Regions from separate parts of the Mus musculus genome. Here region 1 is linked to region 2. A link is a loop called in an ENCODE intact Hi-C map of the cell type or tissue named here. Cell type or tissue: left cerebral cortex. All regions are shown on one strand. Links, peaks and the distances in the headings refer to the core of each region. The heading gives the core; the rest is flanking DNA.

Region 1 (16,075 bases), core at 4,033-12,032, 51 kb after region 2:
AAAGACTTATTTATTATTATAAATAAGTACATTGAAGCTGTCTTCAGACTTACCAGAAGAGAGTGTCAGATCTCATTACAGGTAGTTGTGAGCCACCATGTGGTTGCTGGGATTCGAACTCAGGACCTTCGGAAAAGCAGTCAGTGTTCTTACCCACTGAGCCATCTCACCAGCCCGAGAGGCCAGAGAGCTCTTAAGGAATATTCTAGAACCGATTCTTAATGACTGTACATCAGTTCAAAGTCCAAAAAGAGTTAGCAGAACCTTATTATTTCTTCATTTATTGCTGACTTAGTTTCAAGGTAGAGTCTTTTTTTATTCCTGATGAAATGTTTCTAAACCTGGATGGATGTATTAGTCAGGGTTCTCGTAAGAGAACTGATGGGGTGAATCTGTATAGATAGAGAAAGGGGGTTTATTAGCATGACTTACAGGCTGTGGTCCAGCTAGTCCAATAATGGATATCTACCAATGGAAGATCCAAGAATCCAGTAGTTGCTTGGTCCAGGAAGTAAATTGGATGTCTCAGCTGGTCTTTTAGTTTATGCTAGAATCCTGAAGAAGTAGGCTCGAATGCCAGTGAAGGAATTGACTTGGCAGCAAGAACAAACAGGCAAAGAGAGACAAGCTTCCTTTTCCCATGTCCTTTGTATAGGCGGCCAGCAGAAGGTATGACTTAGATAAAGGTGGATTTTCCTACCTCCAAAGATCTGGATTAAATGTGGGTCCTCCTGTTTTAAATTATTTAATTGAGGAAAGTCTCTCACAGCTATGTCCAGCCACTTAGGGTTAATTCCAGATGTAGTCAAGTTGACAACCAAGAATAGCCATCACGGTAGAGTTGCTTCTATGAATTAGGAAGCCAGAAAACTAATCTGAAAAATAATTAACTTTAATTATGAGCTGAGCCAAGTACGTATTTTCTTCTTGTCTTCCTTCCTTCCTTCCTTCCTTCCTTCCTTTCTTTCTTTTTCTTTTTTTTTCAGAAAATACATGTTTTGCCCATATTGTAACAAAGTTTCAAAAAAGTTAAGTAACTTGCCAGAGTAAAGGCAGACCGTTTTATTTCTATTTTTTATTTAGCAATGGTTTCTAGCCAGAGATGACAAAAATATTTCACCATGCTAGATAATGTGTTTGGACCACTATGTTGAAATTTTGCTGCAGCTGCCTCCACATGATCCTGTGTAAGGTGGTAGTGGTGTGTGACCTGCATGTCTCTCATCAAAGAGACGACCTTCGAATCTTTACTTTCTCCTGAAAGTGGAAGATGAGAAAAGTCATCTGAATGCTATCTAGCTGCAGGAAAGCTATGCCTACTGCCAAGATGGAAAACACTCTGTTGTTGCATGAACAATATAGGCCAGTAAATTTATGAGAACTATTTTCGAAGACTTGAAATGGAAGATAAGTGTAAATAAAGTAGGTTTGTAGCTCAAATGTGTATTTTTTTAGTTGAATTAGTTTATTTTTCTGATTTGTAATTCTTTAATGTGATTACAGAAGATTGAATTGTATCTATGGTGATATCATAACACACCCCTAGCCCTCTGATGACTTCCTTATTGAAAGATTACCATGCTAAGGCAGAATAAGGAACCAAAACACACAAGCACACTTGACTCTATATTTAAATTGTTATCTATGCTACAGCATCAGAATGAAAGCTGTGAAGTAGCCTATGGTACATGACCAAAGGAGCCAAGAAAGGTCATGAACTTCTAGCTCAGACTCATACCTGTAGTTTGAGAAATAATCTCTTGTATTGTTTTGCATTTTAGAAAATTCTATGTTTTCTTGTGCATATGTGTCTACATGCTATTTTATATTTAAAGTTAATATTTTATAACACAGGTGTACATGCATGCATGGTATGTACATGTTTGTGCACACATACTCATTTTACCTGGAAAAATGGGTAACCCTTACTTAGGTATTCTGAACTTTTGGGGGGGGGGTCGAGACAGGGTTTCTCTGTGTAGCCCTGGCTGTCCTGGAACTCAGTTTGTAGACCAGGCTGGCCTCGAACTCAGAAATCCGCCTGCCTCTGCCTCCCAAGTGCTGGGATTAAAGGTGTGTGCCACCACCACCCGGCCTGAACACCTTTTTAGCCATGTAAAAATCAACTATTTTGGTGAATTGCAGTTAGATAAAATTTTATTATAGCAGTCCAATTAATGCTTATTTGTTTCTGAAGGATAAATAAACGTGATATGGCTTTTATATTTTAGTATATTAAAATTTCTCAATAGCTCATTGCCTTTATGCTAGTGACAACTGGTCTTCAAATCTCTCTAGTCTCCCTATAATAAACTGAGCATAAGGAGAAAATCAAGCTAAAATTTTGCTTTACTTTCACTTCCACTCAGCTCTCTCCAAGCACACAGTGCTGCTTCCTACATCAGAGATGCCTAGGAGCTGGCAGGAGACAGCTCAGCTCTTCCTATAATTCCTCATGGCAAATGTGTATCTTAAATGTGATGATAGATTCCAGTTTGCTTTGGTGCCTTATTTTGAGAATAGCTGCTAGAGCCACAATCTCTTTGCTTTGGCTGATGCTCCTCCTCCTCCTCCTCCTCCTCCTCCTCCTCCTCCTCCTCCTCCTCCTCCTCCTCCTCCTCCCTCTCCTCTTCCCCCTCCCCCTCTTCTCCTGGGCTATTGTATTTTTCTTCTCTGTATGGAGTGAAATGGAAACTACTCTCTCTCTCTCTCTCTCTCTCTCTCTCTCTCTCTCTCTCTTTCACACCCCCGCACACACATAATTAGTCTTGGCTATGATGTCCCTTGGCTAGGCAGTTTAGTCAGTACCCAACTCTTCTCTACAGCTAGTGCTTTGCTTGTCCTGAAGAGCCCGATGATTCATCTCTCTGGGGAGATGAGACATGGTTCCATATTTGATATTACCCATTGGGCTTATTGCTTTGCTTAAATTCCCAGATTTGTCTAGTGTTTGCTGACTTTTTAATCCAAGAATAAAGTCATGTAAGTCACCAGTGTAGTGCTAGTGGATTTGGCAACTTATAAAGTTTAGAAAGCCTCCATCCCATCAGGATGGAGGCTTTAGCACTGCCTCAGCCAGGGTGCAATGCCCTTTCCAGTGCACATTCTTGCACAGATTGGGTCCACTGAATTATGGAAATCCAAACTCTCCCTTTAGCAGCCAAGAGCACTCCAGAGGCACTTTTGATGATCCTCAATGTGGGCACTTTTGTGCCACCTCAGGTTCTTTCTTCACTGCACCATTGGCTTTTTCTTGGGTGAGATGGGAAGGAGTGGTTCCGCCTTTCTCAGGGGTTACTTGTTAGCTACTTGGCTTTGAATTTGGGTATAAGTTAGTTGGTGAAATTCCTCCCAAAAAATCCTGCTGTTCTTTAAAATGGGTGCTGTGTCCTTCACATCCCCTGCTAAGACATAGTATGCCGTTTCTGGCAGCTAGGTTACATCCAGAACCTCTGGAGTTTAGGTGATAGATGTAGTAGTCAAAATGACTAGCTTGTGCAAGCTGCAGACTTAGAGACTGGCCTGGTCATCTCTCTGGATCACACAGAAGTCACTTCTGAACAACAACCAAAAAAAAAAAAAAAAGTACTATATACAATAAAATAATCTTTATTCCTTTTTGCTGCAAAAGCAAACTTTGAGAGGATGATTCTCTCACAGGATATGGAAATGGCCTTGGAGATGGTCCAGGGCTAGTGGCACAGCTGCTATTTCCTGCAAAGGACATCTATATCCAGAAGGGGAAAGGACAAAGTTAAATATATAGCAGGAAAATGATGCCTGAACATATTAACAAGAATGGAAGGATTTGCCTGTATCACAATATGTCCATAAAGATAAATAGCCATTGGTAGGAGTTACAGTTTTCATGTTTGGAAGAAATATTTAAAACTCTCCATCAAAGAGTAACTGATCAACCACCAACAATAGCAATGACAACACAATTCACTGTTGGCCCCTTTTAATTTTAAACCTTTTTTGGAGATCTAGTTTTACATTTATAATAGTTTTGGTATGGCTTAGAAGTTGTTTTTTAAGAAGCTCAGGCCTGTAGAACTGGAGCTGGGGTATGTAAAGCCAGGAGAAGACTTGGGATTTTATACTAAACATGATACCAATTTTTCAAATGGAGAGAGACATGACTTTATTTACACCTTTAGAAACTTGCATAGACTTGACTGGGTCCTAAAGCAGATGGAGGCTGAGAAATAAACCAGGAAATATAGCACCAGTGGGTGGCTTTGGAGGAGGTGTTGAGGGGATGAGACTGGTCCAAACTTCCTCTCTTTCAGCTGTGAAAGAGCTCTTGACTCTCCCATCTGCATGTACTACAGACCCAACAGAAAGGGTGAAGGAGGAAGAACAGTGTTACTGGAGAACTTCCCAGAACATATTTGGATTCCACCTAAATGCTATTTGTTTGCTAGTGTTAATTAGGATTCTGGTATTTTAAGATCCCTGCTTTATATTTGGGAAATAGAAAACACAGGGTTGTGGGTAATTAAGGAGAAATAGTGGCATTAAGGTCACTAATGTTTTTCTTCAGGAGTCACCAAAAGAATGGAATTCCAAATGCTAGACTTTCATCTCCCTTGAAAGCATTGACATGGCTTTTTGATGACCCTTTCACTGTTCCTTAACAGAAATTCCACCACGATGCTCTTTATGGAGTTATGATATCTCTTTGTATCTCTGTGAATCTGACAAGTAAATTAAGAAAAATACAAGTACTATTAAGAGCTAAGCCAAACCAGCAACTTTAAGACAGTGTTCTGCTGCCCCCATTGTTTGTTAATGAGCCAGGCAGCTGCTGGTCCTCCTGATTATCCTAGACAGGTTGTATTCCTCTTTCTTAGATATAGAGGAATTTTAATCCAGCAACAATCCTGCTCTGGCAAAGGATCACATCCAGAGACCTTCTACGTCTGTTGATCTGGCTGGAATACACACCTTTCATCCCTCTGGCTAGAATTTGACATCTAATTGAGGGACAGACAAAGTGACAACTCAGAGAAAGATTTGTCAGAATGAGCCAGAGATAGGATACGCCTAACTCTTAAGAGAACAGATAGGAAAGAGACTACTTAAGAGCAGTGCAGAGAGAGAATACAGTTGAGTTCAGCTGAGTTAGTGCCGTCCAGTTCAGTGCAGTTCAGTTCATGGAATTCAGAGGCATTTTTACCAAGCAGAGCAATTCAGTCAGAAACCAAGAGAAGTCAGTTTGAGTCAGTCAGCTTGTAGAGTTGTTTGAGCCAGAACAGCTTGTAGAGTTGTTTGAGCCAGAACAGCTGAGTTGAGCCAGCCAGAAAGGAGTTCAGAAAGAGCTAGAAAGAGTAAGTTTATTTAGCAGTAAGTCTTGGAGGCTGAAAACAGTCTAGGCCTAGGTTAAGAGACAGAGGCTGGAAACTGAAGCCTTCGAGATCCAGGCTTGTAGGAGATTTGTTGTACAAAGGCTAGATGCTTCTAGGTCTAGGGATAGTTAGATAGAAACTCTCTGAGCTCAGCACAAGCCACGTATTCACACAGCTTGGGTATGGCTCTCCTCATCCCTTCCTCTGAGGAAATAAAAGCAACATTTGTATTTAATTCTCACATCTGTGATTTCACAGATGAGGACACAAAGGCCCAGAGATGTTTAAGTAATCTACTCAAAGCCTCACATAAGTGTCAAGCTTTTGACTCTGTGGTCCCCAAACTACAGCTCTTCTTACCACACTGCCTATTGTAGGGGAAAAGTTGGTTGTGGCTTGGTTATTTGCATTTGTAAAGCATCTTTCACTTGAAGAAAAGAAACTGAGAACACCATTTTGTTTTTGTTTGCTGTTTTCCTTGCGTGTCTCTTGCAGAGAGGAAGGAAAGAATCAACTCTTACTGGCTAACTTATATGTGTCAGAAGTTCATTATTCCATACAACATTGGACAACATTATACAGATAAGGAAACAAAGTTGTCCAATGTCACATGACACACAAAGGAATAAATCTCAACCTTGGTGCCGCTCCTCAGCAAACCCTGGGCTCCATTAGAGCAGAGAAGTCTGTTTCCCCCTCAGGCCATTTTGTTTTGTTCTATACCAGTAAGCTAAATCCCAGATTCCAAGCAGTCTGTTTTCAGACTATCATATCTCTCGTGCCTACAGCAGGGTCTGACTCTGGTGCATACGAGATGCTCAGGAGGAAACGTTGAATGACTAGTGAGTGCACATGCTCTGAAGTGCAATTAAAATGTGTGGAGCCTTGAACCGTACTTCCTAGTGTGTTCCAGTGTCTGTTGAGATGGTACCATGGAAAGGGTCTGAGAGAGTTCATTCTTGAAAAAAAAATGTGCATTCCTGATTTGCAAAAGTCTACTATACTCAAAGCTGTGCAGTTTAAGGAATGGGATTGCTCTCCTGTTGTCTGGGAAACTGAGACACAGAAAGGCTTTGCAAGTCAGTGAATGTTTTGTGACACAACCAGAATTGTGAGAGTCTCACCTTTATAGCCTTAGACCACTTAGCAACCCTGTGGTCTTGGTAGGGCTGCAGCTTTCCATAAATCTGGCACTTAATCATTTAAAGAGATGGCAATTTATCTTAAATATGTGCCTCATTATGGATGCGACACACTTAGCACAGATGGTCTCAGCAGTTTTTCCTGGCTTCCCTTACCCCAACATATCTAGTACGCTAATGTCAATATTAGCTTTACTGTTTTAGGTAACTTTGGTGTGCTTCTCATTAGCTGCAACCATAAAGAGTTGAGTTTTACCTGCGCTGAGGGATCACTAAATTCCTGCTGGCATCTGTGCACACAGCCCCATGTCACGAGTGAGGTCATGTTTCTCCTGGATTGTGCCTGTATCTGATGAGCCTAGGCTGGCATGAATCCGAGACAATGAAATAATCACACCCATTAGCTCACCAGGGCCTTATTAAGATGTGGCCTGGCTTTCCATCCATTCCTCCTTCTTGGAAAAACTGACATAGTCATAGTGTGTAAAGGTTAGTGGAGATGAAGCTGCTTTAGCAACCAAGAGCTAGTTAATACTCTGTACTTAAAAGCCCACCGAGCTGTGGCTGATAACAGGAAGTTGCACTTCAAGAAACAGGATTCGAGGGTCTTTTCCCTGCCTGTCCCCCTTCTTTAAAAAAAAAAAAAGTTTTATTATGAAGCACTAACCAGCCTCAAACTTGCACAATGCTTCGGTCTCTGTCTGGAGAGGGCTGAAAGGCAAATCAGAACCCTGTCTAGTTCAAGGGTGTTCTGTGATCTGTGCATGTATGATAGTAATACTGAATGCCCCCCTGCCCACACCCTCCAGTGCCCCACTAGAGCAGTGCTTTCCAAACTTCCACATTTCTTTGCAGACCACCACACACACACACACACACACACACACACACACACACTTGGAAGGTTTGAGTCTGGCAAACAAACTGTAATAATTAAACAATGGTTTTGTTTTCTCATTGATAACTCAGGTCATTGTGCCTTTATCTCTCTCCATAGTGCTTTCGTGGGGACATCTTCCCAGACCTCAGGTATAGCCCTGGATGTGACCCACAGTTACATGTCCAGAATACCGTCCACTTCACCACAGAAGCCCTTTCACAGTCCCTTGTGTGCCTGCCATTATAAAGACTGGTCTGTCTCACTCCTGACTGTTTTTCTACTCCTTGTGTCTTTGCTTGGCATATATAACTGGCACTTAGTAAACATTTGTCGAATGACTTAAGGCATTAGGTAACTGAAACACAAGAGAATTGTGGGCCTTATATTGGCTTGGAGAGTCTTAATCTATAAATCTGGTAGGGTTTCTGAAGTGTTGACACTGGCTTAAGTGAAAGTCACCAAGTTGAAAATAAAAGATTAACGTTGGGGGAGGAGGTTGTGAGATGATGCTTCCAACACATTGGCAAGGTTCTGATTCTTAATATAGAGGGATCCTGGCTACTCCTGAACTAAAGAGACAGAAACCTGCTCATTTCATATATATCCACTGCAGAGCTATTGGAGAAACCTACGGAGTTTTACAAACTGTAAGGGTATTGTTATTTTATGGTTGTTCACCTAAAAGCCTCGGTAACACCTGTTTTCCCTGGTCATAATTTTGGAGATACTCGAAGCCATCCTGCCTCTGGTTTTGTTTCATGAACCTACCTTAACCCTTAAACTACGAAGAGCACAATATTTTGTTGAGCACCTACTTTGTACTTTGTGTTCTAGGTTATAAGTTGAATACCTGGAGTCTTTCACTAAGCTTCATGGGATCTTTACCAGTGGATCGATCGCATCATGTAAGAGAAGACTAGCATCATGTCCTAGTGTCAGGACAGTCTTTCAGACTTTCCTGATGACCTAATGTTCTCTGTTGGGGACATGCTGCAGAGAAGTACAGGAGATTTTTTTTTTTTTTGAAAAGCCAGAACACTTGCTAATACCTCAGACAGGGATGTACGTTGTATGATGCACTGCACGGCGCCCCAGCTTTCAGAGACCACCTCTTACCAGAAGTTTGCCAACCCCAGCTCTTAGAGAGATTCAGCCCAGCAGCCTCAGTCAGTCCTCTCATCCGACAGTAATCAAAAGTTGCTTGGTAAATCAGTGGGGCCGAAAACATTCTTGGCAGTTCAAACAGCCAGCGGTAAGAACAAGCTTTCTTTACTTGCAATGAGTTCATTATCCAAGGGCCAGAAGTGCTCAAAATCATTGATTGGCTAATTATAAGTAACTCAAGGGCCATAATGCTTCAGTCCCTCTGTGGGAATATTTATAAGTGCTCAAGTTCAGCTCAGATAAAAGAGAGGGATGCCACCCAAGAAAACTGCAGGAAAAAGCCTAGAATTAGATGGCATGGGATGTTGCCAGTCTGAAAGAGGAAGGATCAATATATCACTGAATTTTACAAACCAACCTTGGAAAACAGATTCCCTGTGTCCTTCCCAGCTTTAGGATGGGATGCAAAACTAGGGGCTTTCCCCCTTTACTCGCGGTAGTAAGTCTACCCTGTTTTCTTAGGAAGGGAAGCAGTTGCTTTAACACTCTGGCTAGATTCCCAACATGAACAGGGTGGCCCGATTAAAACAGGCCTGTGGATGCTTCTGCGTGAGGGAAGGGGTTAGCTGTAAAGCACCACGTGCTTGTGGGTGTTTAATGAATATGAGCTGATTAAATTGGCCACCCTGAATTATAACCTCATCCCTCTGGAGCTCCTCTCTGGCTCTTAGCTCAGGACCATGTTCATCAAACTTTCTGCCCAAACTTGCTAGGCAGAAATGCTTCCTCCTAAAGTTGCCTGTGTTTTCCACCCAACGTTTCTTTGTTTCAAAGATGCGCAGTAGAATGTGACCATGGGAGACCCTTCCCTTCGGATGCAGGCCCAGCTGCAGTGACGGCAGCCACACCCACAGCACTTCCCCTCAAACCTGCTGCCTCCATCTGTTTCCCCATCTCTGGACTAGTACAAAGCCAGTGTCTGTCTGGGACAGATAGTGAGCTGAGTAGCAGACAGAGGAGGCCTTGTCTAAAGAAGGAAAAACTACTGTTCTAGAAACCGGGCGACCTAGCTTTCTGGCTGGATTGTGCTAAGAGCCATCTGTGTGGTTAGGAGAGTCATTTGTTCCTTCACCCATAAAAGGCAAAGGCGAGACAAAAATCAATATTTCTCAAATTGTGGGCTCTGGGACTTGGGGTCTGCAAGTTCTATGAGATTTTTAAAATTTTTATACTCTTACCACCAAAGTTTTTTTTAATTATTATTATAAAGACAGTATAATTACAGTTGAAAGACACTGAAAAAAATAAATAAATAATAAGTTTCTTAAATTGGTGATTCTAAAACTTATGTAACATTTTCTGGAGGTTTCTCGGTATATTATGGGAATCTCAAATAGTTGTTTTTTTAAAAGGACTCCGTGAATCAATAGAATTTTCTATAAAGCAAAACATCTTCGTTTTAAGTTTTTTTTTTCTTCCCCCCACAGTACGCTTAACTCTCTCAATGCATGGGCTTCCTTTGTTTTTACAATCAAGATATTTGCTCCTTCGCCAAAACTTTCCATGAAACTGTAAAGAGTGTGTTTCTTACAAAGGCTGCTTTTCCCTTTAAGATTTGGAGCATTGGGCTGGGCTGATATAACTCAGTGGGAAAAGAACTTGCCACATAAGCATGAGGACCTGAGTTCAAACCTCTAGAGCCTGTGGAAATCTGGTACTGTAACCCTTGTCTGTAATCCTGGTGCTCCTACATGGACCTGGGAAACAAGAGCATCGCTGGGAACTCATGGGCCACTGAGCCTGGTATTTGAGACAGAGGAGAACAGAGACCCTGCCTTAAACAAGGAGGAAGACAAGGAAGGACGGATATTCAGCCCTCCGCTTGTACCATAACACACATGCAGCCTCATATACCTAAACACACACACACACACACACAGAGAGAGAGAGAGAGAGAGAGAGAGAGAGAGAGAGAGTGTCAAAGGTCAAAGGCTGGAGATATGGATCAGTGTTTAAGAACACTGGTTGCTTTGCTTTGCTAGAGGACACAGGTTCAGTTCTTAGTACCCACATGATAGCTAACAACCAATTAATATTGTATTTCTGAGGGATCAAATGCCTTCTTCCAGCCTCCTTATGTACTATATGCACATAATGCATAAACATACATGCAGAAAAAAAAAACACCCATGAAGATTTAAAAAGAATCAGAGCATCATAAGTCATTGTTAATCAACCTTATCAACTGAGACTACCTTTCTTTTATCTCTCAACCCTTATAAACCTAAGATTAAATTTAGTTGTGCATTTTAAATCATATTTTACAAAATGCATTTGTGCATACCATCCATCTATCTATTTATTTTGTGTGCACATGTGTGGGCAGGGTGCATATATGGAGCTCAGAGGACAACTTATAGGAGTTAGTCACCGAGTTCTATCATGTGGGTCTTGGGCATCAAACCCAGGTCCTCGGGCTTGGTGGCAAGAGCCTCTACTACTGAGGCATCTCACTGCCTTTATCCCTTTTGATTTTCAGTAGACATTGTCTGGTAGCATGATGTCCATTATAGAAAGGAGGATAATTTCACCATAAAAAATCACCTGGTGTTTCCTGATTCATTCTCTCCAGCAAAGCTTTCCTATTCTTGGAATGGCGAGAGAGTAGACGGGGTATCTGTTAGTCGTTCTACTGCGCTGATCCAGGGCTACTTGTTTCAGGAAATAGTAAATGGGGCTTCTCATTCAAGGATAGACTGGCACTGCCAGGTGTCAGTCACATGACATCAGTTTGGACTTAGTCTCAGCCCAGTTCCTGGTGTATACAGGTACTCTGTATTTATTGAATGTTGAGTAAGTAAATGAACGAGTGGATTTTAAAAAATCAATCCTAGGCTGGGCGTGGTGGCACACATCTTTAATCCCAGCACTCGGGAGGTAGAGGCAGGCAGATTTCTTAATTTTGAGGCCAGCCTGGGCTACAGAGTGAGTTCCAGGACAGCCAGGGCTATTCGGAGAAACCCTGTCTCGAAAAAACAAAACAAAACAACAACAACAAAATCAATCCTTCTACCTAGGGATGCATACCTCTGAAATCCTATCACTCAGGAGGCAAGGTCAGTAACACTGTCTCAAAACCCAAACCAACAAGATCTTTCTGACTAAGGTCTGTAAACTGGAGGTCATTTTTACCTCATGCACTTTTCCAAGTACTAAGTCAACAGGGTTCGCTGAGAGTCTTCCAAGTGCTTTGAGGGGAAACAAGGGAACTGATGAGAAATGGCGGACTGGCAGGCCAACATAGGAAATCCCCTTTCTGGCTCTCTCCAACTTTCTGTCCAGGGCTGATTTCCTAGGCTTCCAAGGTGATGTGGTAAATGGTATCCTTTTGCCGGGGGATCGAATGAAATTGTCACTCCCAGGGAGAGAGGAGAGGTATGACAGGGTGTGAAGAGTAAATAGAAGGCAGCCAGATCTACCCCGTGGGAAGCTGGGTCGGAGAGCGGAGGAGCTGGTGAGAAGACTGGCTCGGGCCAGAACATGTCTGCCTGTAAAGGAGAGAGGCTTCGTCTGCTTCTCACATAGTGTGGTTTGGCTACTTTCCCATTACTTCCCCGGAGAACTCTTAGTGACCAGAGACATCGTATTTTAATCAAGATGGTTCTTGCTGAACTGGTAAGCTAGGCTCCCATGGGTTTAGTGGAGTTATAGCAGGGTGAAGAGAGAGGCTGCTGTTCATAAATGGATCCACTCCCTCTCTTCCGCTGTTGGCGGCTGCTGCGGTGTCTATAAACATGCAGGGTGTCCTCATGTACTCGTAAATGCTGCTTATTGCCGTGTGACTGCATTGTCTGTGGAAGTGGCCTGCCTGGAAAAAGTGACTCCGTTTCACTCTTCTGTACTCATTGTTCCTGGAACCATGTCCTGAGGTCCCAGGCTTTTATTTTGCTGCCATTCTCCGAAGTTGCCTTTTTGTGGAAGCCTTGGGATTCTAGAGAGTTTTTTTAGGCTTAAATCATGCCTCCAACTAGCTGCTGTGAGCTCCATAAGATGGCCTGGTTTTACTTGGCCAGCAAAGGGGTGACTTCCCCTTCCAGTCATTCCCTCTGTCAGTTGTTGGTCATCTTGAAAAACTAAGACTGTTGGAGGAGGCCAAAGTGAACTTGCAGAGCTTGTTCACTGAGCCAGACTGAAAACACGTGATTAACCGGCCACACACAGGCTCAAGATGACATCTCACTCATGAATTGTGGTTAATGCCCCAACAAAGCCCAGATAGCTAAAGCGAATGTACATCTATGCTTTCTGCCAGGTAGTTTTCATGAGCTTCCTGGGATGTCAATATGCGTGTATAATTAAGATGATTTCATTGTATTAAAATTCCCATAGAGATGAGCCAAGGATGCAATAAGGTAAAATCACTAGGTCTAGCAAGAGTCAGCAGTGAGGGGCTAACGATTGCTGTGGTAAAATACCACGACCGAAGCAACCTGGGGCGGAAAGGGTTTATTTGGTTTACACCTCCACGGAGTGTAGTCCATCACCGAAGGAAGTCAGGAAGGGAACTCAAACAGGGCTGGAACCTCGATGCAGGAGCTGATACAGAAGTTCAGTATGCTTTCCTATAGAACCCAAGACCCGTCACAGGGCTGTACCTGTGTAGTAACTCACCTAGAAGTCTGCCTGGCATTACCAACCACCCCAGTGTCATTTCCAGGAAAATATAATCCAAACTCTTGCCTTGAACGTTTCAACGTTCTTACTATTTCATTCTATTTGGTTTCATTAACTTCTTTTGTAGTCTCTGAGTTCCACTCAAGGCAAGTGCTTTAGTACCTGAGCTGCACCCAGCCCTTCACCATTTAGTGTCAGCCTCAATATTTGTATTGCAGAGGAAAGCTCCACCTCCATCGAGTCTGTGATTTGTGTGCATTCACATAAAGCACCCTTATTTTCAAAGAGTGATGGCTTCAGTCTTATAAAAACAAATGAAGTTGGCATTCCAATCATTTGGAGTTAGATTTGATCGATGGGGTGACTACAGGTTAATCGACACCTGTTAATAGACTTCTAAATTAAAATATAGTCCCATCACTCCCAGCCAAGAAATCATTTTTATGTTTAGTCCAAATCTTTCACTCTTGTTAATTTCTCTATATATCCTGATTTCCTTGTCCCATCAACCGTCAAAATTAGTCTGGTCATGATCTCTTTGTTTAAGATGAGGGAAGCAAGTTCCAGTGACTAGCTACACAGCTAGTTAGCTAGTTAGAAACAAGTTCATCAGAATTCTAGTCTTTCTGCTTGACCAAATAGTCATCTATACATATATATGTTATACATTATATAAATATATATATATAAACACATATGTTTTATATGTGTTTATATATATTAACTATATATATAATATGTGTTTTAACCTATTTTTTAGAAGAATTGAGTAATCTGACCCTGGCCCAGAACAGTATTTTGATCATGATGAACTTCTGTTTAAAGACTGTAGATTTCTTCCACAATTAAGCTCTCACGCTACCTCTAACCCTGACTGGTAAAAATGTCATGATAAAGGGACTAGAATAGTATGGTAGGCATCAGTTGAGCATCTACTCATAATCCTTTCAGGCTGTTCTCTACTGAGGGAAGAAACAACTCATATTTGATTTCTGTCCTTTATGGGACCTTGACCATTGTCTCTCTCACTTCATTCTATAGTTAACTCAGAGTATCTTTGAGATAATGAGATACAATGGGCAGTAAATAAAAATACATATAGTACTTGGTATCAAGAAGCTTGGGATGCTCCACCCGGGGATCCATCCCATAATCAGCCACCAAACCCAGACACTATTGCACAATGCCAGAAAGATTTTGCTGAAGGGGCCCTGTTATAGCTGTCTCGTATGAGGCTATGCCAGTGCCTGGCAAATACAGAAGTGGATGCTCACAGTCATCTATAAGATGGAACACAGGGCCCCCAATGGAGAAGCTAGAGAAAGTACCCAAGGAGCTGAAGGGGTCTGCAACCCTATAGGTGGAACAACAATATGAACTAACCAGTACCCCCAGAGCTCGTATCTCTAGCTGCATATGTAGCAGAAGATGGCCTAGACAGATTTCTTCCACAATTAGGCTCTCACGCTACCTCTAACCCTGACTGGTAAAAATGTCATGATAAAGGGACTGGGAAGAGAGGCCCCTTGGTATTGCAAACTTTATATGCCCCAATACAGGGGAATGCCAGGGCCAAGAAGTGGGAGTGGGTGGGGAGGGGAGCAGGATGGAGGGAGGGTATAAGGAACTTTCAGTATAGCATTTGAAATGTATATAAAGAAAATATCTAATAATAAATAAATAAATAAAACCCAATAAAATAGCTAATCAAAGAGAAGAAGAAGAAGAAGAAGAAGAAGAAGAAGAAGAAGAAGAAGAAGAAGAAGAAGCAGCAGCAGCAGCAGCAGCAGCAGCAGCAGCAGCAGCAGCAGCAGCTTGAGATGGATAAATATATACGGAAAAGACTGAGCTGGAGAGACTTCTCAGGGTTAAAGCACTTGCTGTTCTTGCAGAGGAACCAGAATCAATTCCCAGCACAACCATCTGAGACTCCAGGGGCTTCCACACCGTCTTCTGGCAGACACAGATGTAGTATGCAGTCACAATGCCCATACACATAAAGTGAAATAACCATTTTAGAAGAAAGGATAAAATGAAGGAAGGAAGGAAGGAAGGAAGGAAGGAAGGAAGGAAGGAAGAAAGAAAGAAAGAAAGAAAGAAAGAAAGAAAGAAAGAAAGAAAGAAAGAAAGAAAGAAAGAAAGAAAGAAAGAAAGGGAGGAAGGAAGATAGACAGACTTAGAAAGAACAGAAATAGGAGCTGGCACAAAGATCATTGGGAAATATGTCTAGTTATTTGGCTCTGGCCAGTGGATTATCTGGCCTGGGATTCCTCAACCAGACCATTCTTGACATCTGGAACCAGCTGCCCCTTGACTGTTTAAGGCTGTCCTGTACATTGTTCTGTGTTAGCTGGAGGTCTGCCTTTCCCTAGTGAGGAGATGCCAGTGGCACCACCTCCTACCATTTGTGACAACCAAAATATATCTCTAGACATTAGTAAATAACTACAAGTCAGGGTCAGGGGAGAACTGTTCTCCATAGAGATTCACTAATCTCAGATATATTGTCTTTGAAAGCCACATCAGAAGATATTTTGTGAGAGGATAGAATGGCCTTCTGAATTATAACCTCAAAAGTTAGAACTTTAGACATTTCCTAACCGGTACAAATACACATTAGTTTTGTTATTCTTTATTCATTCATCCAGAAAGGCAGCTATTGAAAATGACATGTCAGGAACCTTGCTAAGTCTAGACAAAAAGCAGAACTTACCCACAAGCTCTTAGAATTTAAACCTATTCAAACGCTACTCCGTAGAGTTGGTTTGCTCACCAGTGCTAATGAAGTTAAAGTTTTGAAGTTGTGTTTCATTATGTGCCTTTAACGTGGATTAGCCACATCATTTATTAGACCAGTACAAATGTCCTCAAGTCTACTTTGAATCCTATTGGTAGGATGTTGGAAGATTCCTGAGATATGAAGG
Region 2 (16,075 bases), core at 5,241-13,240:
CTCACCCCAGTTGCCTGGAAGTCAGTCTTCCACTAATAACCTTTGGATGAAGACATAGAACTCTTAGCTCTGCCTGTGCCATGCCTGCCTGGATACTGCCATGCTCCCACCTTGATGATAATGGACTGAACCTCTGAACCTGTAAGCCAGCCCCAATTAAATGTTGGTTTTTATTAAAAAAAAAAAAAGACTATTCCAGTCTTTTATCCTCATCCTCTGTACATTTACCATCTGTGAGTCTCTGTGTTGATTGCCATCTACTACAAAAAGAAGCTTCTGTGATGAGGGTTGAGAGGTCCACTAATCTATTGGTATAAAGATAAGAACTTGGGGGCAGTGTATTTAGTATGTCCGTTTGGTAGAATAATGAATGGAATCAAGTTCCACCCTAGGGCCTATGATCTAGCTGGCCACAGGGTTTTGACTAGAGTTATCTGAAAAAGAGAAAACATTGACTAAGAAAATGCCTCCATAAGATCCTGCTGTAAGGCATTTTCTTCATTAGTGATTGATTGGGATATGGGGAGAGGCACAAGCCCATTGTAGGCAGTGCCATCCCAAGCTGGGTAAGATCCTGATGTAAGGCATTTTCTTAATTAGAGATTGATTGGGGTATGGAGAGAGGGACAAGCCCATTGTAGGCAGTGCCATCCCAAGCTGGTGGTCCTGTGTTCCATAAGAAAGCAGGATTGGCAAGTCATAAGGAGTAAAGCTGTAAATGTCTGCATTTTCCATGGTGTCTGCATCAGCTCCTGCCTCCAGCATCCTGCCCAGTTCAAGTTACTGTCCTGGCTTCCTTCAATAATTAACAGTGATGTGGACGTATCAGCCAAATAAACCCTTTCCTCCCCAAGTTGCTTTTGGTCATAGTGTTTCATCACAGCAACAGGAACCCTAACTAAGACACCCAGTTTATGGTACCAGGCACAAGCTTTGTCTTGTAGCGCAGGCTTTAAATCTAATCAGATAGTGACTAGTTACTCCCATAACATGCACTCTCTTGTCAAGGCATCCTATTGTAGCCCACAGAGGTCACAGCTGTGTAGGACAATTGATTCCTTTTCTCCCTTGGTAACTTAAGAGGACCTTTCAGCACTAAGAAATCTAGTTGATGGTGTCAGATAGGAGTGGGGATGACGTCCAGGTTGGTACCAGTTTGATTTGTCTATGTCCTGTGACTCAGGTATGTAGTATCTTCAGCAGTAGGATCTTACCATCAAGTTCCACTGGGTAACCAAGAGCTATGACAATAGCCATTTTTGATGGGGGTGGTGTTTCTATTGAGTCACACTGACCAACTAGAAAGGAGGTCATTCATACCTGCCACTGGGCTTATTATGATAGCCTGTGGTGTCTGGAAGACACGTTGTCTTCTTCCCGCCCCAGTCAGGGGGCATTTTAGAGTATCCCCCTGACCCTCCTTTCCCTTGGCCACACTAAGTGACACCTGTTGGCCTTTTCAGCGTGTTTGTAGGGTTGTGTTCCATCTTTACAAAGCAAGGTGCTATATTCTCCTCTGAGCCTCAGGCAGGCTTCTCTCTTCATCCTATGATGAGTAGAGCAAGCACAGGCTGGGCCACCCCTCTGCAGGCATCTGGCACCTTCCTTGTCATTTTTTTATGCTGGTTGTCTTTGCATTTTGAATCTATAAGCCATAAATATTTAGCATATTTTCTGTAAAGCATAGTACAAACAACCGTTCAATTAAGTTATATAAAACACATTAGAAATAGGACATTTGAAAATGAAACAGGTTCTACCATTCATCTCATTGAGTGGGATGTGTATGTCTGGCACTGGGTCTAATTCCAAATTCTCTCATTTCTCTTTAGAGAATTCTTTACAACCTCAAGAAAAGTGAGGCTGTACCCTCAAATCCATCTGTCTGTCTGTCTATCTATCTATCACCTATTTATTTTTGAGGTGTGCATGCCACAGCATGTGTGTGATCAGAGGACATTTTCTGGAGTTGGTTATCTTCTTCCACCATGGTGGATTGCAGGGCTCAAAGACAGATCATTGTACAAGGTATCAGACACCTTTACCCACTGCGTCATCTCATTGACCTTTGACCGCAAATTTGAGCATTGGCTCCATCTTTTCAATTGCTTGTTCATTAATCCACCCCTTCATTTAGTGTAGAGCATCTATAATATAAAAACCTTACTGGTTGCTCAGAGAATAGAAAGACCAGTTTCAGCCTTGGCCCCACGAGAATATAAAGGCCAATTCTACTGCTCAGCTTCTCTGTTTGGAGCCTTAGAATTTCTACATGCCATAATGAAGTTCAACTTTATGTCTGAGTTGGCCGGGTGTTATGCTATAGTTGATTAATAAAAGATATAGAGAATGACCTGAGTTTATACACATACACATACAACAATTGTGTTATGTTGTACAGCAACTAATGAGTTGTCAAGAATAAGTTGTCAAGTCCAGTAGTAGGATCAGCAGGTAATTCACTTGCTACCAAACCTTAACAACCTGAGTTCGATTCCCAGGACCCACCTGAGGACAAGGAGAGAACCGAGTTGTTCTATGACCTCGACATGCATGTCTGGCATGTATTCACCAATAAGTAAATAAGTAAATGCTATTAAGGGAGAAATGGAGGTCAGTCAGTCTCCATGGTGATGGCAAGGGCCACCATCACAGGATAGCTGAACAAAACTAAGACAGTTCCTTGACTAGTATTTTAATTCAACATGTATGCAGTACCCTGGATCTCATCTGATAGACTGACTGACTGCCTTTGTCCCTGGTCACATCCACTGGTAGCTCAGATTGAGTACCATGCTTCACCAAGAAGTCACCAGCCTGGCCAAGGTAGCTCAGTGTGGCTTACACCTGAGTTGGTCAACTCTTTTTTTTCTTGGGTAGCTTTTTAATGAGAACCAAATCAGATAAACTATTGCTTAGTTCCTAGGCTCACTACAGACGCAATCAATCAATCAATCAATCAATCAATCAATCACATCCTGGTGTAGTGTTATGTCAGGGAACCTGGCTTTTCTATGCTGGTCATCTGGTTCTCATGCCCCTTGGGGCTGGAGTTTGGAGTAATTATTGAAGCAGTCTTGAGAAAGCTTTAACCCTTGAAACTATAGCTGGTTATCAGCAGGCATAATGAAAACCAACTTTTAGCCAGGGTCTCACTACCAATGGCAGTTTAAGATAACTGTCAAAATCATAATTTATCTCCCACTCCTCTCCAAGAAGTAGGAAACTATAATTCACAGATCATTTCTGCTGTTAGAAGCAACTTGTGCCCTCAAATTAAGTTAGTCACCTTCCTTTTCTGGTTGCTCATCTGCTACCTGGGTGAAATGCTCAAAAGAAACCCCACCTGGTTGGCTGTTTCAGATTTTTCAAGAAATGATTCCCTCTATGATGCTATGCTTCTTAGTTGAGTTTGGTGTAATTATTCATCCTCCATATTAATAAGTATGAGTCGAAGCTGAACAATCAAGAGAAGACATCTAAAATTAGCCCTGGCCTTTGATCAACTCATATTAAAAACCATAATAGGAATAGAGAGAGTGTAGTCTTAGCCCTTGGCCTACTGGCAAGCATTCTTACAATGGTGAGTGTACCTGAAGTTTGTGACAAGTGTGTACTGGGGACATCTTTGTCAACATACGTTGGTAACACACTGCTTTGGGAAGGTATGCTTCTATGGCTGTAGTCAGATTGCATTGGGAGCTGTCTGGGAGACAAAGAGGTAAGAAAAAAAAAAAAAAGGTGTATGGACCCCAAGGGACAGGTGATGGTATACCAGGCTGTGAGTTCCACCTTCAGGGCAGGAATCTAGAAGAGTGCAGAGACTCATGAGAAAAGAGATGATCCTGTTGGCCAGTCACTCTTGCTCCAACTACGTGTGGCTAGGAAAGGAAACCAGCTCCCTTGGATTGGATGAAAAATATTGATTTTTTTTCCCCTAACTGGAATTTGACAGGGTCAGTTCATGTCTGGGTTTTCAGCACTTAAAACAGGGCTCTTTTGTCTTGGGAGGCGGCTGGACTGGTTTCTCCTCCAGGCAGGTGCACAGAGGGCGGTTATTGTAGCCTGAAACACAAACACCGAGCCCCTGCACCCTGATCCACACACTCTCCAGCATGGCTCAAGGAAGTAAAATGAACAATGACTCTTGCAACAGGCAAGCACTGTAAATGCCACTCCTGAATGAAATATTTCTTAAAACTTGGTATCCGTAACTTGATCGGCTCTTAAAACTTAATTATATGTCAGGGGAAAGGAAGCCATTGGCTCCTCCAGCTGTCCAGGTTGAACAAGAGCGCACAATGGACCATATCCGATTCGCAGCCATACTTAGGTAATCAGATTAATATCTCTTGAATTGAATTTACCCTTTTGATACGGACTCTTTCAGCTGGCTTGTTTCACATCTCAAATTTTGACAAAGCCTCACGGCCTTTGAGTAGGTACCCTGAAATCTATATGCGGGAAGCCTGTGTTCTTTGGAGCAGTTTTTGGGACATGCACCAATTAAATCTGTTTCTGGCACGCTTTTAATGGCATACTTTCCCCCGAGTCAACAACCGCTCCAAAATCTGAGGTCATTTGTTTAATTTAAAAGCAAAGGTTATGGAACAACCACTGCAGGCTTCACAAGCCAAGTCCCCGTGGCTTTGAAAGGAGGGATGAGGAAGGGGAAGGCTACATAAACTAGGATACTTATACACAAAATAAGTTAAGTACTGTGTCTCTGTCAAGTGAGTATCAAACAGGGCTAGTCCACGCCCGCCCTGTCAACCTCCTTTCCCTTTCTTTTCCAACCAATCCCAGAGCTCTCTTACTCCAGAGGGAGTTCCACACAGTTACTGTTGATCTTGTAGGACAAACATCTGGACTGGATTTTTGTCAGCTGGAGACGAGAGAGAACTGTAAATGATGCTGTGACTTTTTTTCATCCTTATTAAATTTATTTATAGCCAGTCTGAAGCCAGGAAGCCTGCCCGGGCCCTTGATTGGATGTTCTCGAGGAACTCGGGGCAGATGGCATTTTCCCCTTGTTTTCTAAATAGTATCGAAGATAGCCTTACATAATTCCCAGCTCGGCCTTGTTTGTTTGTTACCACAGAGGACACACCATTGGGACATTTTGTGTGTCAGAACACTTCCACTGTGTTAGCTTATCCAGCCTGCCTTCCTTTCTGTCAGGGGGAGAAGGAAGTGTGCCTGGTACAGCGTTTGACAAACTGCACTGATAGAAAGTCTGTGTCTGGTTTGAGACGTGAACCAGTGTCCTGGGGCGTTTCTTTGCCAGAGAAACTCAAGTTGGGTCCCATTCTATCTTTTCCACCTAACAAACCTTCAAATCTTAAGGCTGCCACGTCAAACAAAAACAAACAAACAAACAAACAAACAAACGCCCATTCATTTTCTCATTACTGAAGATAATACAAGGCTCTACAAGAGATATTTCCAAATACTTTACTCTGCCCTTAGACCATATTACATAACAGTGTCTTAGGGGTTATGTAACTATTTAAGAAACAAGGCTTCCGACTTAGTCAAATGAAGATTTCTTGTGGGCCCTTCCCGGTACGATGACTTGCGATTATCCCTTGATTTTTCTTTCACTGGCATTTGTAACTGCATTGTTTATGTGCTTTGTTTTGTTAAGGCTTGGGAATGAAGCCTGCTACCCACAGACATTTTCTTCTCCAGAGTAGACTGTTCAGCTTCCTGCCACCCAAGTCAGCCATCCTCTGAACCACGGAGCCTAATATTGCCCATCTTGCTAAGGGTTAATCTCTGGTATGAAATTGAATGGAAACCAAATGCACTCTTATTGGAAAAGCAGCCACGGAGGCCCATTCACAGGCAGTCCTCAGAGGGAAGACTCTTAGGAAACAAGGGGTCTGCAGCAGTTTCTCAGTCTCCACTTTTTGTGAGGTTCCTGTGTCACCAGTAGATAGGTGTTCTTAGAAACGTCAGCAGATTCTTCCAAGAGTTATCTTGGTTGTGGAATAGGGAAGCCATTCTTAGAGCAAAACTCAGGTTGGCCCTGTGTCCGTTGGTCTGATGGAAAGCTTCATCAAGTGAGGGTGTCTGCTCTCTACTGTTGAGCCAGCTCAACTGTGTGACACTGGCCCTGGCACTGAAAGTAGCCACAGGGTGGCCGTTATTCATTCTTATCTCAGTTCGGAACACTGAGTCATAAAAGGGGAGAGCCAAAGGTAAAAATGTTTGTTATCAAGTAGGAAGGAAAGACAGACACAGAGATGAAATGCAGAGGAAGGTGAGGCGTGGAGTTGGGACCAGATGGACTGTAAGCAGCACTGAATCTTTCAAGATTGTAAGGCTGCATTGTTCCTGCTAGGTTTAGCTTCAGTGTTTTCAGAGATGAAAAGTACCGATTTGGTGAAGGGGAAAGAGTTCTGTCTATGCTTAGAACCATCTACATAGTCTTCATCATTATTATCATCATCATTATCTTTTATGAAATCTCCCTAAAGAAGGGTTCTTTCTTTCTTTCTTTCTTTCTTTCTTTCTTTCTTTCTTTCTTTCTTCCTTCCTTCCTTCCTTCCTTCCTTCCTTTCTTCCTTCCTTCCTTCCTTCCTTCCTTCCTTCCTTTCTTTCTTCCTTCCTTCCTTCCTTCCTTCCTTCCTTCCTTTCTTCCTTTCTTCCTTTCTTTCTTCCTTCCTTTCTTCCTTCCTTCCTTTCTTTCTTCCTTTCTTCCTTTCTTCCTTTCTTTCTTCCTTCCTTTCTTCCTTCCTTCCTTTCTTTCTTTCTTTCTTTCTTTCTTTCTTCCTTCCTTCCTTCCTTCCTTCCTTCCTTCCTTCCTTTCTTCCTTCCTTCCTTCCTTCCTTCCTTTCTTTCTTTCTTCCTTCCTTTCTTCCTTCCTTCCTTCCTTTCTTCCTTTCTTCCTTTCTTTCTTCCTTCCTTTCTTCCTTCCTTCCTTCCTTTCTTTCTTCCTTTCTTCCTTTCTTTCTTCCTTCCTTTCTTCCTTCCTTCCTTCCTTCCTTCCTTTCTTTCTTTCTTTCTTCCTTCCTTCCTTCCTTCCTTTCTTTCTTTCTTTCTTTCTTTCTTTCTTTCTTTCTTTCTTTCTTTCTGTATTGGAATTAAACCCATGGCCTTGGCACACTCTGTCCACTCTGAAGCATCCCAGCACCCACACCCACAGCACTGAGCTATATCCCACATACCTCTCTTTTTATTTACTTTATTTTATTTTGTGTGTATGAGTGTTTTGCCTGTGCATGAGTAGATGTGCTATATGTATATCTGATGCCCACAGAAGCCAGAAGAGGGCTCTGGATCACCTGGAACTAGAGTTACAGATGGTCCTTTGCAAGAACAATGCGTGTTCTTACAAACACGCCATCTCTCTAGCACCCCTACCTCCTCATCCTCCACTTTTTGAGGCAGTAGCTCACTGATTTCCCAGGCTGAGCTGGAAGTTCTTACACAGCCCAGGCCGGCTGTGAGCTTGCAGTCTGCCTGCTTCAGCCTTCTGAATCGTCAGGATTCCAGTCTTGTGACACCATACCCAAGAAAGCAGCATTTTAAAATATTTTTTAAGAGAGAAAGAGAGAGAGAGAGTGAATATTTATAGAGGTCAAAGGACAGCTTTGTGGAGTCGGTTCTGTCCACCTATCTTTTTGTGGGTCATGGAATTGAACCTAGGTCAGTAGACTTACAGAGCCAGCCAGCTCTTTACCCACTAAGCCATCTTACCAGCCTCAAAGCAGTACTTCTAAATGCATTGCTATTGCTGTAAAAGATCCTAGCTAATGGAGTTAAAATGTCTATCAAAGATATGAGCCTGAACGAGCATGGCAGTGTTAGATACTGATGAAGTTATTCCCTCTCCAAGGGAAAAAAAAAGGTGAATGGTGGTGTATCTATCACCTCAGGAGCAGCATCTCCCATCACTGCCATGCCTGACAAGGCTCCAGCATGATTACAGCTGGAAAAGAGGGCAGGAGTTAAAGGAGCAATAAGTAGATATTTGGCACCAAACATTCAACATGTGGACCCTGTGAAACTTGACACTGTTATTTTTGCTCATGTTGAGCATATCACACATTCATTTATGGAGGTACCTATTCTCCATCTAAAAATGTCCAACTCCGTATGGGACAGCAACGCAGTGGAGGGTAAATATGGTTTTGTTCTGCATTTTAGCTGATGAACGGTATATCCTACTCAAGCGTAAGCTATAAACACTGTGGTGAGATTACTCAGAACATCAGCACTAACCATACCCACATTAGTGAGAAAAGCGTGGTGCACTTTTGGGAGCCTCCCAGCCGCCTGTGTCCCTGTGTGTGCAAAGCAGAGTAGAGAACTCATCTACTGTTCTCCCTGCCGCCGTTCCACTGAAAACACATTACAATCCAAAGCCCAGAAGGAAAAGGCTCTGTTGCTGTCTCTTTGTCCCACCCAGCCATTGAGGCAAGATGGGAAGGAAAGATCAGTCTTTATGGACCATGAAGATACACTCCTCCCCACCCTCATTCGCCCACCACTGTGTACCTGTCATTGAGTGCCTGGTGTCAGGTACACTAAGAAGAAAGCGGGGAGCGGTAGGAGAAGAACAAGGGGCAGAAAGAAAAGACAGCTCAGCTCTGGCCTTTAGTCAACTGGCCCTAACCTCAGTTATGTGAGAATCCCTCATTAGCAGTTCTTTTCTCTCTGCAGCACGTTCATCTCCAGCCTAGTCCTGCAGCTTTCAGTGTCTCCCTTTCTACAGCTTGTTCTGTCTGATTTACTCGGTGATGTCATAGCTTTCCTATTTTTAGAATGAGTGGAAGATAAAATGTTCCTAAGAGCAACTTGGATGGTATTGAAAGCATTAGGAAAGAAGTGTGGCGGGCATTGTTAGCAAACAGCTGGGCTATAAACACTAAGCATGAGAAATGACGGTTAAGGCCAATGGGCTATCTACACGAAAGGCCTGTGTTTGAAGAGCCTCGGAAACTCTCATGGCTGGAACATCTGGTAGTGTCAGAACCTGGGGTGGCCGAGATCAGAGGCTGCTGATTTCTGGCCCCTATGGATCAGTGAACCCTTTCAGAGTTTACGGGGAAAGGGTAGGGTGTGAGTTTTAGGTCTTTGATCACTGTGTGTGTGTGTGTGTGTGTGTGTGTGTGTCCGTATGCGTGCCTTTGTGCCTCTGTGGGTGCAATGATCCATGTTGGACTCTTGGAGGATAACTGTAGAGGCAGTTCTTCCCTTACACCTCAGGGACCAAACTCAGGTTGCCAGGCTTGTGTAGAACTTTCACCCTGAGCGGTCTTGCCAGTCCCTTTGCTAGTTTCTTATTTAAAATGTTGATTCTGTTCCAAGCAGCTGATTCCAATTGTACTTGCTTCTACCTGTTGACTCGGGTGTTCTGCATGGGAACCGCACTGCATGGCCATGGGGCCTTCCCATCTGCCTCCTTTGTGAATCTCTCTTTCAGTGCCTCCAACTTGGGCCCCAAAGAGGGATACAGCAGCTGAATGTCATTCTCTTGGGCCTTGGCCCAGGCATGCATCTCTGGAAGGATGACTGAATCCCATTCTTACGGCTGAAGTTCCTCTTGATTAGCAGCCCCTTTTGTGTGTTGTTCTTAACAGGGCCTCTGTCTCTCATGGGTAGCTTACAGGGATGTGTTTGAGAGTTCCTTCCAGCTGGGAAGCTGCCCAGCTCCCACCAGCTGAGTTGGGGGATGGCTTCCCTTTAGTTCCGCTGCCTGTGGACTACAAGGACCCCACTTCCAGCCTGGCCACAGTGGCCCTTTTCTGCTGTGCAGATTTGGCTCTGTATTCCGGTTTTCATTCTCCAGCCATCTGGGCATTTTGAGCATCCCTCTTATCTTAGTACCTTGGCACTCAGGACCACATGTCATCCTACCACAGAGATGGAAACAAAGGAAGCCTTCACCTCTGGCTTACAGTTCCCCTGGAGTCATCATAGGTTGAGTGACAGTCGGGGAGATTGTGAGAGCTGCATAGATCTGCAGTGATGTAAATGGTTTTGCTGATAGAAAGCACACACAGTGGATGACAATAGCCATGATTGTTCAGTACCAGGGTTCTTAGCTTCCTTCTTTTTTCCCTCGGCTAATTTGAAATCTAGGAGAAAGAAAAATAAAGGCCCTGGTGGCCTCCGATTGCTACAGCCTTGTCAGACCTAGAAGAGTAAGCTCAGGACTGGGTATGTCATACAAGTGAAATAGAGCTCTCTCTTAAAGATTCTGGAGACTAGTGAGCAGGCAGGGGAGACATCCTTATTAATAATGTGATTGTCCAAGTGCGAGACTCCTCCATCACTCTCAGGGTGAGATTTCCCCAATTGTGGGAATCTCGATTTTATGAGTTTAGTGGTGAACTCCATTCTCTCTCTTGCCCCATTTATGAAAGAGAGAAAGGAAGAAAGAAAGACAGAAAGAAAGAGCAAGAAAGGAAGGAGAGAGAGAGAGAGAGAGAGAGAGAGAGACTGGTCAGTGGTAGTGTGCTTGCCCTGGTTGGAGCGCCAGCACCATTCCCTGCTTTTTAAAACTCCTCTTTTTTTTTTCTTCTTCAACTTCTGGTTTGGGAAAGGTTGGATCAGAATCACTCTTCAGAGAAGCATCTGGAAAAATTAGTTCAAGCATACTAATGACAAGCTCGCTATAATTGTCTTAACTAGAGAAAAATAAGCCTGTGCCACAAAAACAGTTCTGTCCCACCCCCACCTCCATCCCCACCCCCACCCCTACCCCCACCCCCACCCCAGCCTCTGTCTCTCATGCATTCATTCTGATCCTCAGCCCTGCCCAAATACCTCTTGGAGGAGAGGTTAACAAAACAGCCTCAGACTGTCTCTCAGGATGCCTCGCAGTCCGGGAGGTCGGAAATGCCCTTAAAGGTAGTCTCTCATGTGTTTGTGTCTTTCAGAGAGTCTGATTTCACATTAGTGGCTGATCGTTTAGTTCCTAGCATTTATGTATGGTAGAAAACTCAACTTCTGCATACTTGATGCTACAGCGCAGTATGATGTTAAGATATTACTTTGCTTTGGGGCAGAAGGCAGTGCCACCTCATTCCATACCAAATTGGTGGGCCTTGTTTTTGTTTTGATACTGGTTGAAACCACAGAGACAAAGGGAAGGCTAAGAGTTCATTCTTGATTATCCTTTTGAGTCCAAGGTTCCATCCTCTAGTCTCTGTGACAGGCAATGGTGGTCACTATCCTAGAAAACCAATTTCCAATTTCCAATTTAGCCAGAATCACGGGTTCTAAATTGGGCTTCTGTTCTCAACCCAAAACTGCCACCAATACTTGTCAAAACCCAGAGAGCGTTCTGTAAAAAGCTAGCTAATGACAGTAGGTCTGGGTTCACACACAGCTTCTGGCCTTCACCTTGCTTTACTCCCTATATCTCAGTCCTCAAGTGAGGATCAGGTCTCCACATGGAAAACTGACTTCCTCATTTTTTTAAGTTGGCTCACTTTCTGTCTAAGAATCAGCCACTCTTCATCTCTGGCATTGTGTCTGAACAAGCAAACCTGTTCAGAATATAGAATTTTTGCTCCCAAAGCACAGAGCTGATTCAGTGACCTCTGCGAATCTGTAAGTGAAGAAGGAATGCAGAGTCTCTGGCACAAGTTGGTTCTACCACATGGTTTGAGGTAAATGGCCATTCTATTTCCCATTAGGAAGGGTTTGGAGCAGCTTGGCAACAGATCTGTGGCTGAGTAATTAATCTAAGAACTATAGCTCTATTCCACATAGGAGATTAAATGCCTGCTTTGGGTCACATCAAAGCTGGCCTCTTGTACTATCTGATCTTTGCAAAAGTCCCCATGTTGGACCAGCATGACAGTCTTTACGTGTGTTGCTCCCTCTGTTATAAAAGAGTGAGTGTAAATAATTTAGAGTTTTACTCACACTAATATTAAAACAAGTCACTGTCTTCCGGAGTTGATGTAAAGTCAGCACTACAAGGAATTTGAGTCAAAACAGTCCTACTGCTCTTTGGGTAGTATATCTTAAACATGAGTGACATTTTAGCAAATAGAGTTTATCAGCCCATCCTTCATTTCCTTGACTCTCATTGAGACTGTTTAGGTACAGGCTCTCTATTCTCCATCTGTAAAATGGAAAAAATCAGAGCACCATGCTCAACTTAGATGGATGACAACAAGGACTGCAGGCATTGACTGAGCTGTGCTGCCACAGACCTTCTACATTTGTAACGACTGCATTTTTGCCTATACCCAAGGGAATCTGAGCAGTGCACAATCCTGGGCAGGGTGCAGGAGGTCCACAGCCAGGTTGAACTGGGCAAACAAATGGAGCTGGTTCCAGTTTACCAACCGGGCACAGGTTATGTGCTGGTCAAGAGAATGTTTTTCAAATCATGGGGAACCACTGGTACAAATCCACTGGTACTTTGATGGTGGCCTTTGGAGGTGCTTTAATGATTTGAAGCCGTTCCATGGCAGGCCCAGGGAAAGGTCTTCCTTTAGCCAACATGCAATATTAGGCAGAAGAAATAGAGCCTTTCTGGCTGATTGGCTGTGGGTGGGCCTTTTCCACATGTTTCTAATTAGGGATACAAGAAAGAGTAGATATTCTGTGGCGACTCTCCTTTCCCTCTTTGCTATGAGACAGAACAACAGTGCCTTTGTGGTGACCTTTGTAGAGCTGTTTACATTTGGTGACCTGCCTGCACACTCCCACTAGAGTGGACTCACCTCCAGGCTAACAAGGAGCAACCGGGCTATCTCTTGCTCTGGTAGGAGCAGAGGAGTCAAAATGAAAATTAAAAGGATTCTCTGTTTAGACACTTAATTTTTTATATAGATTTATTGAGGTCTAATGTATATACCATGAAATTCATCCATTGTAAGTATACAATTGAGTGATTTTTTTTAAGTAAATTTATGGAGCCTCAATCCAATTTTAGAACTTTAGCTGGACTGATTTCAGAAATACCAGCAATCGTAATTGGAATGGAAGCCGAGCTGAAGTGCAGAGTAAAGTCTGTCTAGGGAGGGGCCACCCAGGAAGTCACTTGAGACATCTAGTCTCAAGCCCAGAGTACACAACGTCCTAAGATTAACATTTACATATAGGAAGATTTTTCAGTAAGTTTGCTTTCCAAATGACAGGACATCATTAAAAATACTGAGCAGTTGTTTGCTGCAGAACTCCCCTTACATGTCAACATCTGTTTACGTTGCCTGATTATAAAGAGGATGTACAGAAAATGAAAATTCAAGCTCTCCTCAGTGAGTTTATGTGTCACTTTAAACGTCTGATCAAGCTTTTATCCACGTGTCTACTTAGGTACGTCTCTCCTCAGGCACTGCTAACACTCAGTGAAACAAGGTACTTACCTTCCAGAGACAATGGGTCGGTGGCCTATGTGGTCATTTCAATATGACATCATGAGTTTTGCCATAGACTGCATGGAATTGAAAAGTCTTCTGTAAAGACCTCTTAGAGATGTTACTAAAAGAAAAAGATGGCTTGGTAGCTAAAAGCACTGGCTTCTCTCGAGGAAGACCTGGGTTCAACTCCCAACCATGTAAGCCCCCCTCAACTGTCTGTAACTCCAGTTCCAAAAGATCCAACACCCTCTTCTGGCCTTTTCTGGAACTGTGTGCGTATAATAGACTTACATACATGCAGGCAAAAACACTTACATAAGTTTTTAAAAAATAAAACTATCTAATTAATTAAAAAATAAAATAAAAGGCATTTCTTTGAGTAGGAAATGATTTGTCCAGGCTGGTAAGCTGGACTAGTTCTTCTGTTTGTCTAGTTGTGCTGGGTTGTGGACCCTTGTGTCCTGGCCCTGAAGTTCAGCATTATCCTTTCAACAAGAAAAGGACAGCAATGTCAACTGCTGACCTTCTAGAGTACAATCTCATTCTTGAGTAGCTTTAGGAAAAAAAAAAAAGATATGAGAAGATAAACAAAACAACTACAGAATGTGTTTGCTTAAAAGTGCTAGGGCCCTACAGTGTGAATATTTCTAAATTTAAGATGATGAAGAACTTAGAGTTGTTCAGAGATATTTGGAAAGTAGGGATATCTTTGGCTCCCAGTCAGAAATGGGATGAATTCAGCTGGTTTCGATGTTACCAAGGAAGAGGGAGTTTTGTATTTGTTTGCTGGCCCACCTACTGTGTGGTCTTGTTTATGACGTGGCTAACCTCTCTCTGGGATTATTGTGAATGGCCCTATCTCAGTGAGAGCTAGACACAGTGGCCAATACCATTGAACATTGCCCTTTGAGTCTCAAAGGTTGATTTCATAGTATTTAGTGGTATTTTACCTGCCAAAGAAAGTACTGCTTCATTTAGGGGAATGTAGTTTTTATTTTTTCATAGAGAATAAGGAAGAGAGATTTTTTAGAAGAACATATCTTATCCTATTGGCCTTCTAGACAAGCTAAAAATGTAAGTGCCAGTAATCTTAAAAATGTCATGTCTTAAATGTCAACCTACCAATAATTATTTAGATGCCATCAGAGGGGAAGTCCCCTCCCTTTTTTTTTTTTAAATCTGTACTAAGATGAAATTTTTAAAAAAAAATTTTAATTAAGAAAATTCCAGTGTGGGTAAGTAATTTTTTTAAACCAAACACAAGAAAAGTCTATGAAATTAGAACTGCCTTACTAAAAAATAACAGTCCTGGAAATTGTGTGGAGTTTTGTTTTGTTCTTGTATCTTACTTTCCAATGCAACACTAATTGTGGATGGGGAGAGTAGGTGAGCGTTGTTACTCTGCGTGTTAAAAAGGGCAAGGTTTTGGACACTGTCAAGATTTGTCAAATACAATTCAGGGTGCTCAGTGAAATTATAATTTTAGAGAAACCAACCACACAGAATTAGTTTAAAATACATCCCAGCTCTTAGATTGGGGATGTACCTATACTAAAAAAAAAAAAAAAAAAAAAAAAAACAACAAACCTTTCATTGCCTGATTGCCTGAGTTGTGTTCATTTATTTATTTTATTCTAGCCAAGGTCTCATGTAACCCAAACCAGCTTCAGACTTGCAATGTAGCCAGGTCTTAAACTTATGATCCTCCTGTCTCTACCTCCCAAGTGCTGGGATTACAGGCATGGGCTACCAAGGCTAGCATTATCTGAAATATAAATTTAATTGAGCTGTATATATTTATTTTTGATTAATCTGGCACCTTTTTTGTTATGGTACTTTTACAATTAAAAAATGTATATATACCACCCAAGAAGCTTAGGAAAGTTTTACAATTATTGAAAGCCACTATCAAGCTTAAGCTAAAGCAAAACATAGTAACTAAAACTGTGAACCAAGCCAGTTGTCTCGGTGACATGAATCCTCTCACCCCAACTACTTCCTGTGGCTGGCTCTAGGAGTCCATTTCTGTGGGGGGGAAAAAGCCTTCTTACTATTAATTGTAGACCCTTTGGGTGGCTGAGCTCAGACTGTGGCTCCTTTTGAATGTCAGTGTTCTTGACCTCCTTAGAATAGTTCTGGACCCTCCTAAATTCTTGCTTCTGTAAACTCAGCTCAGTGAGGTGGGGTCCCACTAGAGGTGTCTCAGAGAATAATAATAGCTGTCATTTATGAGTGATTAATATGCCAGTGCTTTACCTCCACTGTCTACATCTAACTACAGGAGTTTCTATGTTAAATGGATGTAATTTCAGTTTTAGAAACAAGGCAATGAAGGACTCTGGAGGTTTAGTAACTTGAGCCATTGCAAAACAGAGGCAGGGTAAGGATTTCCGGCAGCCGAGTGCCTCTGCTCACCAATGTGCTGCTCTGGGTCCTACCCTCGGAGCCCTGCTTTTCTACTCGCTCCTCAAGCCCTGGCTTGGCTTGTCCTTCCTTTCTATCCTTGTCCCTTATTGGTTAGAACTGATAGAGAACTTCTCATCCAGAACTGACGCGACACAGTCTTTGTCTCTGTGTGCAGTAACACAGCAAACCAGAAGTCTGAGCACAACAGAAGGTTAAACTGAATGCTCCCTGTTGTGTGTGAAAATGCTTAAACCGAAAGAAACAAAAAGCCCAGGATCTTGATTTGAACACTGTTTAGAGTGGCTGTGTTTTGCCATCTGTGGTAGTTTGGATAG

The links. A loop is a pair of places that touch in the nucleus more often than their neighbours do. Peaks named below come from ENCODE experiments on the same cell type or tissue, not always from the same donor. Only the 100,000 strongest peaks of a DNase experiment are listed, where the experiment ranks them.
Region 1: a loop joins it to region 2, with 4 times the contacts of the local background. A loop is called at or near these places in 4 of 42 quality-filtered maps.

What each region holds. Positions count from the first base shown.
Region 1 is chr12:79,723,478-79,739,552 of GRCm38, forward strand. All of the region lies in intron 8 of Rad51b (RAD51 paralog B), which reads left to right. Among named protein-coding and RNA genes, the nearest start is that of Gm36048, 67 kb to the right of the region's middle. In left cerebral cortex, for the core only: no CTCF peak of the experiment used is centred there; DNase peaks (open chromatin) are centred at 4,237, 8,659 and 9,449.
Region 2 is chr12:79,670,956-79,687,030 of GRCm38, forward strand. All of the region lies in intron 8 of Rad51b (RAD51 paralog B), which reads left to right. Among named protein-coding and RNA genes, the nearest start is that of Gm36048, 120 kb to the right of the region's middle. In left cerebral cortex, for the core only: no CTCF peak of the experiment used is centred there; DNase peaks (open chromatin) are centred at 8,288, 8,772 and 9,672.